Linked DNA regions of Homo sapiens: region 2 is linked to region 1. A link is a contact called in ENCODE Hi-C or POLR2A ChIA-PET data. All regions are on one chromosome and are shown on one strand. The core of a region is the stretch at or near the end of the contact, and the rest is flanking DNA. Distances in the headings are between cores, read along the strand shown. Region 1 has its middle 50 kb from the start of HSD52. Region 2 holds the start of HSD52 (a long non-coding RNA gene).

Evidence for each region. A loop is a pair of places that touch in the nucleus more often than their neighbours do. ChIA-PET counts read pairs that join two places held with the same protein, here RNA polymerase II (POLR2A). Pooled maps may share reads with other maps.
Region 2: a loop to region 1 is called in a map of cardiac septum, with 2.3 times the contacts of the local background. The contact joins the promoter of HSD52 here to the enhancer-like site in region 1. A Hi-C loop is called at or near these places in 14 of 168 maps with a recorded cell type or tissue (Right ventricle myocardium inferior, cardiac septum, endothelial cell of umbilical vein and 8 more) and 4 of 50 pooled maps. POLR2A ChIA-PET finds 5 or more read pairs at or near these places in 2 of 52 experiments (MCF 10A and Panc1).

Annotation. Positions count from the first base shown.
Region 1 is chr1:59,094,432-59,098,596 of GRCh38, forward strand. No RefSeq gene overlaps it. Among named protein-coding and RNA genes, the nearest start is that of HSD52, 50 kb to the right of the region's middle. Within about 2 kb of position 2,188, at least 2 of the 41 ENCODE cell types and tissues checked have a DNase peak (open chromatin) inside an H3K27ac peak, as active enhancers do; they include heart right ventricle, where a contact is called at or near this core.
Region 2 is chr1:59,144,871-59,149,192 of GRCh38, forward strand. It overlaps HSD52 (a long non-coding RNA gene), which reads right to left and starts at 1,937. Exons shown (of 3, transcript NR_027120.1): 1 at 1,806-1,937. RefSeq lists an enhancer at 1,766-1,825 and a silencer at 1,946-2,095.

The DNA of each region.
Region 1 (4,165 bases), core at 938-3,437:
CCTACACCTCAGCATCAGGCAATATATCTTTGTAACAAATCTGCACATATACCCCCAATTCTAAAGTAACAGTTGAAAAAGAAAAAAACAGGCTGGGCATGGTGGCTCACGCCTGTAATCCCAGCACTTTGGGAGGCCGAGGCAGGCGGATCATGAGGTCAGGAGATCGAGACTATCCTGGCTAACACGGTGAAACCCCGTCTCTACTAAAAATACAAAAAATTAGCCGGGCATGGTGGCAGGTGCCTGTAGTCCCAGCTACTCAGGAGGCTGAGGCAGGAGAATGGTGTGAACCTGGGAGGCAGAGCTTGCAGTGAGCTAAGATCATGCCACTGCGCTCCAGCCTGGGCAACATAGTAAGACTCCATCTAAAACAAAAAAAGAAAAAGAAAATGAACAAAACAAAACAGAGGCCATGAGGTTCACTCTGCCACTGTGGGAGGAGCTGCAGTCACATGGTCCAGAGAAAGGTGAAGAACTGGTGCCACTTCTTTAAGCTGCCATCTCACATCCACAAATGGCTGCTACAGTCAGTTCGTAGTGCAAGATGGTGGAACACACTCAGTACACTTTAAAAATAACAATATTCCTCCCCTGACTCTAAAAGTAATACATGCTCATCATGAAAAAGTATGAAGGGGAAAATGAAAGTCACCATAATTCCATCTCCTCACATGATCCCTGTTCGGATTTTGCTGCATATCCTTGCAATGTGCACATCGGTTTACATGCTCAAATAAACAAAAGCATAGATTTATATATAACGAAAGTGAGAGCATACTTTATTTGGTTTTGTATACTACCTTTTTCACTTAATCTAATTTTATGAGCTTTTTCTTGCAGGAGTAAATATACTTATCAAATAAAAAATTAAATAAATAAAATGTAAAGTTTAAAAAAAGTGACCAGTGGATTGGGCAGTTGGAAGGCCAGTTAATGATTTTAGAGAGGACAACTTCAATGGCACCGCACCCATAGAAGCCTGATACAGTGGTTTCTAGGAGTAGGGAAAGGAGCTTCAGTGAGACCTAGTTCCTCATTGTAGCTTTATTATTAGACACAGGTAGAGTATATGTCCTACCCTGATTGGAATCACTCCATCCCTGGATGATTGCAAATAATCCCACCAACCTCCAGCCCAAGTGCCTGCCCTCCCCTCCCATAGCTCCTCCCCATGTCCTAACCCCATCATGTTCCTGGCTACTTGTCCAATGCCACCCTCCCTGCTAGAATGTAAGCACCACAAGAGCAGCAGCTGGGCAGGCCTTGTCCAATCTGTGATGGTTAATTTTATGGATCAACTTGATGGGGCCGTGGTGTGCCCAGACTACACATTATTTCTGGATATGTCTGCAGGAGTACTTCCAATGAGACTAGGATTTGAATCAGTGGACTTAGTAAAGCAAACAGCCCTCCCCAGCCTAGATGGGCATCATCTAATCCACTGTGGGCCTGAATAGAACACAAGGCAGAGGAAGGAAGAATTCACCCCTTTTTTTTCCTCCCTCACTGCTTGAGCTGGAAGCTGATCTCATCTTCTCCTGCCCTCAGACTGGGAATGACACCATTGGCTCTCCTGGATCTCTGGCCCCCAGACTTTTAGACTGAATTACACCCCCAGCTGTCCTGGCTTTCCACCTTGCAGACAGCAGATTATGGGACTTCTCCATCTCTGTAAGCACTTGAGCCAATTCCTAATAATAAATCTCCTTTCATATTGGTTCTGTTTCTCTGCAGAATCCTGAATAATACAATATCTGGGTGCAGAAGACAATGAGTAAGAGAATTCCAGCTAGAATTTCAGCTAGTGATGAAGGTTGTGAAAGAAACCTAAGGGTGAAATGGGGTAGAGAGGGGTCTGGGGGTGGAGGAAAGCATTAGCTGTTGTGGGCAAGAAAGACCTTGGTGAGGAGGTTGCTTTTAGCTGAGAGAGGCAGCCATGCAAGGCTCCTGAGGGAAAACATTACAGACTCTGAGACCAACAGGCTCAAATGTCCAGAGGTGGGGACCAACAGGACCTATTTATGGAGAAGAAGGAACCAGAGAGTAGAAGGCCAGGAGAGAGGTAGGAGACAAGTCTGAAGGAGAGGGGCCAGGCCTCATTACTTCTGTCATGGGCTCTCAATTTCCTTGCACTGGGAATGTCCCAAAGGCCACTGATACACGGACTGAGCGGACTTCACGGACGTCACATCAAGTGTCACCCCTAGCAGCGGACAGTCTCCTCGGCTCCGTGCTGATAGCTGCAGACTCACACCCCTGACCATCCACTGGATTTTTGGCTTTAAGGACCCAAGGCATGTGACAAGAGATAAGCATTGCACTGAAGGTCTTTGTGTTTCACTCTATAAATGGAAAGAGGAAGAAAGACTTTCCCCCCACTTTTTATTTGTAAAAGTGTCAAAAGCTACAGAAAAATTGCATGGATAGTACAACGAGTACAAGTTCATCAAGCCACCAAGCAGCCCACCAAGGGTTCACACTTGGCAACATTTGCGTGCTCTCTCTCTCCTGTGTGTATGTGTGTGTATTTACTTTCAATTTTTTTGCTGAACCATTTTAATACTAGTTGCAGTCATGATACTTTGATTCAAATACTTCAGCATGGAGCTTCCAAGAACAAGGAAACAAGAATACTCTCCCACATAACCACAGTTTTCACACTCAGGAAACTTAATACAATACTATAATCTAATACACAGTCCAGATGCAAATTTCCCCAATTGTCCTCAAACTGTCCTTTAAAGTTGTTATATTTATCCAGGATTCAATCAAGCATCATGTATTTTAACTATCATTATTTTTAGTCTCCTCAACTAGAATTCCCAGGTTGTTGTGTTTGTTTGCGTTTTGTCTTTCATAACAGTAAAATGTTTGAAGAGTCTAGGCCAACTGACATAAAATATCTCCCTCAGTTTGGATTCATCTGCTTATTTCTTCTTGATTCGATTCGGGTTAACCCATTTGGGCATGAATACTAGATAGGTGATGTTCCTTCTCAGGGCCCGACAGTATGCTCTATCATTGGTGATATAAATTTTGATCACCTGGCTAAGTGATGCTCACCAGATTACTCCACTGGGGATGTAGCTTTATGCCTTTGTAGTTGATAAGTAATCTGTAGAGTACTATACTTGGAGACTGTATGAATATCCTGTTTCCCAGCATCTTTTCATGCAATGGTTTTAGCTCCATTGATGATTTTTGTTTGAATCCAGTATGATAGCCATGCTGATTTTCTATTTTTAGAGTTCCTGCTACATTTCCATATTGATATTCTTTAGTAAGAAAGAGCTTTCCCTGTCACCCACCTCCAGAACATATCCATTCTTGCACTCTTCGTGCTTGGGTTACACTGTTCAAGATTCAAGTTCCATCCAAAATCAAAGTCCAGTTGGTCCAGTTTAGGAAAGGGTGATACAACTTAAATTGACAGTTCCACTAAGTCTGGAGGAAGAGGTCATTCCTCAAAGAAAACATGAGGTGCAATTATTAAAATCAGGAGAAAGGGAAGCCAAGCAGACAAAAGCAGCAGCTGTCCTTAGAGCAAGGAGTTAATATTAGCGGGACTTCTTCCCATCACTGTGTGAACCATCTTAGTTCTCAAATAGCCATAGTTTAAAAAGGACAGGGGTTTAGTGCTCACAGCATCCCAGACTGTTATCTTATGCTTCCTTGCATGTGGCCTTCATTCCCAAAGTTACTTCATGGTCCCCGATAGCTCCTCTAGCTGAAGTTTTCACCCCCGTATTCCAACCAAAGGGAGGCAGCGGAAAAATGGGAGAAAAAGAAGGCCATGTCTTGGTACTTTAAGGATATTTCCTAGAAGTTGGACATGCCATTTCTGCTGACCTCCCGCTGTGCAGAACAGATTCATGTGGCTATCCCCAACTATAATAAAAACTGAGGAAATGTTGTCTTCATTCCAGACAGTTGTTTGCTCAGCTAAGAACTAAGAGTTCTATTTGTTTTTGTTTTGTTTTTTTGTTGTTTTTTTTTTTGAGTTCTATTATTATAGAGGAAGGAGAAAACTAAACTGGGAACAATTAGCAGTCTCTTCCCTGGATCCCACAAGAAACATGCTAGTAAGCTCATTTTAAAGGTGAAAAAAAAAATAAAGCTTAGTGAAATTAAACAACCTGAAAAAAGTCACACAGAGAGTAAA
Region 2 (4,322 bases), core at 687-3,186, 50 kb after region 1:
AGTTCCCATAGCTAGGATGACCAGCCAACCACCACTCAAAGCCCCCTGCTTCTAGCACTATGCAATGTTGTCTCCATTGTCTTTAGTCTAGTCCACCCGAACTAAGGAAAAAAATACTTTGAGCTTTTCACAAAACTTGTGTAAAAGCAGGTACATTTGAGGATAAAAAGTTTAACTATTTTATTCAAAACTCTTTATTCCCTTTGTGAATGGTCCAGTGAAAAAGGCCAAGCTTTCCATGTTACCTGCGAGGAAGGCCCAGAGAGGTCATGAGACCTAATCAATAACACACAGCAGCACCAAATTCCTAGTTCAGTGCTCAAAAGTTTAAACCCCAAAAGCCATTCAACTCCTCCTCCCTCCCCTCTGTCTTCTTTATGACCTGGCCTTGTAGGGTAATGGGAATGAGCATGGAAGACAGTCAAGCTGGGATCTGAATCCTGGACATAGAATTTACCAGTTGTAAGCACTTGGACAAGTTGCTCTTTGTGTCTCAGCCTCAGTTTTCATAGCTATAAAATTGTTATATAACATTGTTTTTTTTTTTTCTTTTTTTTTTTTTTTTTGAGACGGAGTCTCGCTGTGTCGCCCAGGCTGGAGTGCAGTGGCGGGATCTCGGCTCACTGCAAGCTCCACCTCCTGGGTTCACGCCATTCTCCTGCCTCAGCCTCCTGAGTAGCTGGGACTACAGGTGCCCGCCACCACGCCTGGCTAATTTTTTGTATTTTTAGTAGAGACGGAGTTTCACCGTGTTAGCCAGGATGGTCTTGATCTCCTGACCTCGTGATCCGCCCATCTCGGCCTCCCAAAGTGCTGAGATTACAGGCGTGAGCCACCACACCCGGCCTATAACATTGTTATATACTATTATTCAACTTGAGGGGGGAATTGAAAAGGTTAAATGAGGTAATGTCCATCATTCTATGTCATTACTTTGTTTTAATTTCTTCCTAGCATTGAACACTACTTATGATTATTTTATTTGTTCATGAGTTTACTGACTTTCTACCTTTGTCTTTCCATAGCTGTTCTCCAAGTGTCTAGAATTGCAGTGATTAGCACAGTGGCCACTAGCCAATGTGGCTATTAAGCATTTGAAATGTTCCTAGCAGGAACTGAGATGTGCTGGAAGTGTAACATACACACAAAGTTTCAAAGACACAGCATTAAAAAAAAAGTAAATGTAAAATATTTTATTGATAATTTTTATATTGATCACATATTGAAATAATATTTAGGGCATATTGGGTTAAATTATTAAAATTACTTTTACCTATGTCTTTTCACTTTCTTTAATGTGGCTGCTAGAAAATTTAAAATGTCGTATGTAGTTAATATTATTGCCATCGACCAGTGCTAGTCATGAACAATGCTGGCACATACTAGGTGCTCAATAAATAGTTGAACGACTGAATATTTTTCTTTGAATGAGTGAGTGGCACAAAAGTGAAAGTATGTGAATAATAGTTTATCTCAAGTAGGCGACCTCCATAGGATAAAGCTGTCTGCTTTAGGTTAATAAACTAATTCTGGTTGAGGTGTTAATAGCTGATAACAGCTTAACTTGTTGGCATGAGTCAAGGTAAGATGTACATTTTAATTGCAACTCTCTAGAAGTCAGATAAAAGTAGGCTTTTTAATTCTACTGTGAGGTCTTCCAGAAGCAAGGTTCCTTTAGATTAAATTAAAAAAAAAAAAAAAAAGAAGAGGAGGGAGGGGACAAATGCTGAGAATGGGGATGGAACAGAGGATGGAGGGAGATGCGGAGAAACTTCAGAGCGGCAGGTGCCTTCGTTTCCCGTTACCTGCTGAGTCTAGTCCCTTCCAGGGCACACAGTGGGCGCTTAGTAACTGTAGAAAGAAGTCGAACGAAATCGGAAGGGGGAGAGGCAGAGGCCACAATCAAGACACGGAAACGACAGTCAGTCGAGGCAGCAGAGAGGGTTTCACGCGGGCCAGCGGAGGCGCAGGGCAGTTGAGAAGGGAACTTGCCACGGGGCGGAGGGGCCGCGCTCCCCACCAGCGCGGCGCGGGGGCGCTAGGCCAGGGACCGCCGGGCCAGGGACCGCCGGCTGCGAGCAGCGGGAACGGACCTGCCCCGGGTCGCAGCGGTTTTTCCCGGGCGGGGCTGAGGCTGCAGGGAGGCGGGCGTTCCGGCGGAGGGTCACGGCCTCGCCGCCGGGACTTTCCTGGGGTGGAGGTGTGAGCACGTAGGAGCCCTGGCCTTTCCAACTTCCCAGGTCAGACTGGGGCTGGGACCACCCTGCGCGGCCTTGGATGCAGGGAACCAACCCAGTGCTAGTCCGCCCTCGCGGGGACCTGTCCTCTCGCCTGACCTATGAAGTCCGTCCCTGCCTCCAAGGCTCCAACAAAGTCCTTCTTTCCCCCAGAGTAGCAGTTCTCAAACTTGAGTGCATCAGCATCACCCAGAGGCTGTATTCAAACACGTTGCTGGCTCCCTCCACGGTTTCTGATTCTGTGGGTTTAGGGTGGTGATGCTGATTCCTCTGGTCAAAGGACCATCCCTGGAGAGCCACTGCCCTTTAGGTAACGATTTTCCCCTCATTTTTCTTCTGAACTCGGTCAGCACCTTGTTCAGCCTCCCACTGAGCCTGGAACCCTTGACAGCTGGGGAAACAAGTGCGTTGCTGCTAAGCCAGGAGGGCACCTAGGAATCCCAGCTTCCAATCCAGGGCGTTTTCCTCTGCATTCACTGCTTCTTTTACTCTCTTGGGAGCCTATGTGTGGGATCCAGAACAGGGCAGAACCCTGAGTAGTAAACGCTGAACGGGAAGCGAGGTTAGTTAAATCCAACTGCAGGAGAGGAAAAAAGAGTCCTTTTCTTCCGGAGAGGAGAGGGTACACAGAGGATGCCTGTCCACTGACCAAACCTGCCCTGAGCATCACCATTGACGCTTTCGTTCATTCAAAAAACAAAGTTAATTCAGCAGGTGCTCTATGCCAGGCACTGACTTGGTATGGGGGATAATGAAGGAAATAAAACCGAGATCCCTGTCTTTGGAGAACATACTTCCTAATAGGGAGATTAACAGTAAACACAATAAAAGGTAAATCAATGAATATGTTAGAAGGTAGTAACAGTTACAAAAAGAAAAACAAGAGTAGGGTAAAGGAGTGCAATTGGAGTTGCAATTCTAAATAAGATGGGCAGGTAGGCCTTATTGATGAGGTGAGTTAAGATATTAAGCCATAGGATAGCTAGGGGAAGAGCGTTTCCAACAGGGGGAACAGCCAGCGCGAAGGTCCCGAGTCAGGAGCATGCCTGATGTGTTTGAGGCTCATCAAACGGGCCATTGTAACTGGAGTAGGGGCAGGGATGGGGAAGAAGCTGAGTAGGAGATGAGGCCAGAGAGGTAAAAGGGCGGGCAGGAAGATGTTAGAGGTCTGGCCCAGCCATTGTTAAAGGATTGACTTTTACCCTCCAATTTGATTTACTGTTTTGCCCTAATGATTCTTGCCTCGTCCATCTACAAAATCTGCCTCAAAAACAGCCGTTAACCATCCCCTGGCTCACAGCTGGAGCTTGTTTTGAGAATGATACTATTTTCATAAGTTGGTGGGCCCCAACCTCTCAGATTTGGGGCTTGCAAAGGTTGCAATGACCCTTTCTGACCTGCAGATTAGAGAGTTGGTAATTCATATTTGCTTTCAGCATTTTTTTTTAATTTTCTCTCATCATTCCCCATACCTCCTCTGGGTTCTTGTTCCCCTGACGTACCTGCTCCCTGAAGCTTCCCAGATTTCTAGAGCAGCACTGTCCAATCAAAATATGATGTGAGACACATAATTAATTTTAAATTTTCTAGTGGCCACATTTAAAAAAGTAAAAAGAAACAAGTAAATTTAATATTAATTACATATTTGGTTTAACCCAATATACCCAAAATATCATCTCAACGTGTAATCAACATAAAAAATTAACACACTATCATACATATTTTCTTCTATACTGTCTTGAAACCTAGTATGTATTTTACATTTATAGCCCACCTCAATTCAGCCTAGCCACATTTCAAATGTGTCATAGCCTCATGTAGCTAAGGATTACCTGGCCAGCACAGTCCTAGGATACTCATGTTCCTCCCCAACTCCCTCTCCTTAATATAATTTCTGCTTCCAGACTGAGCTGACACTTCCTTCAAGAAGCCTTCCTTGATTTCTCTACTTCCTTCGTATGCCTATGAGAATGAAATGAGTTAATATATGTACATTGCCTAGGATAGGTACTGGCACATAGTAAACAATGGAAGTGTAGCTATCATTATAATACCATTTACTACGGTTGTAATAAACTGATCAGT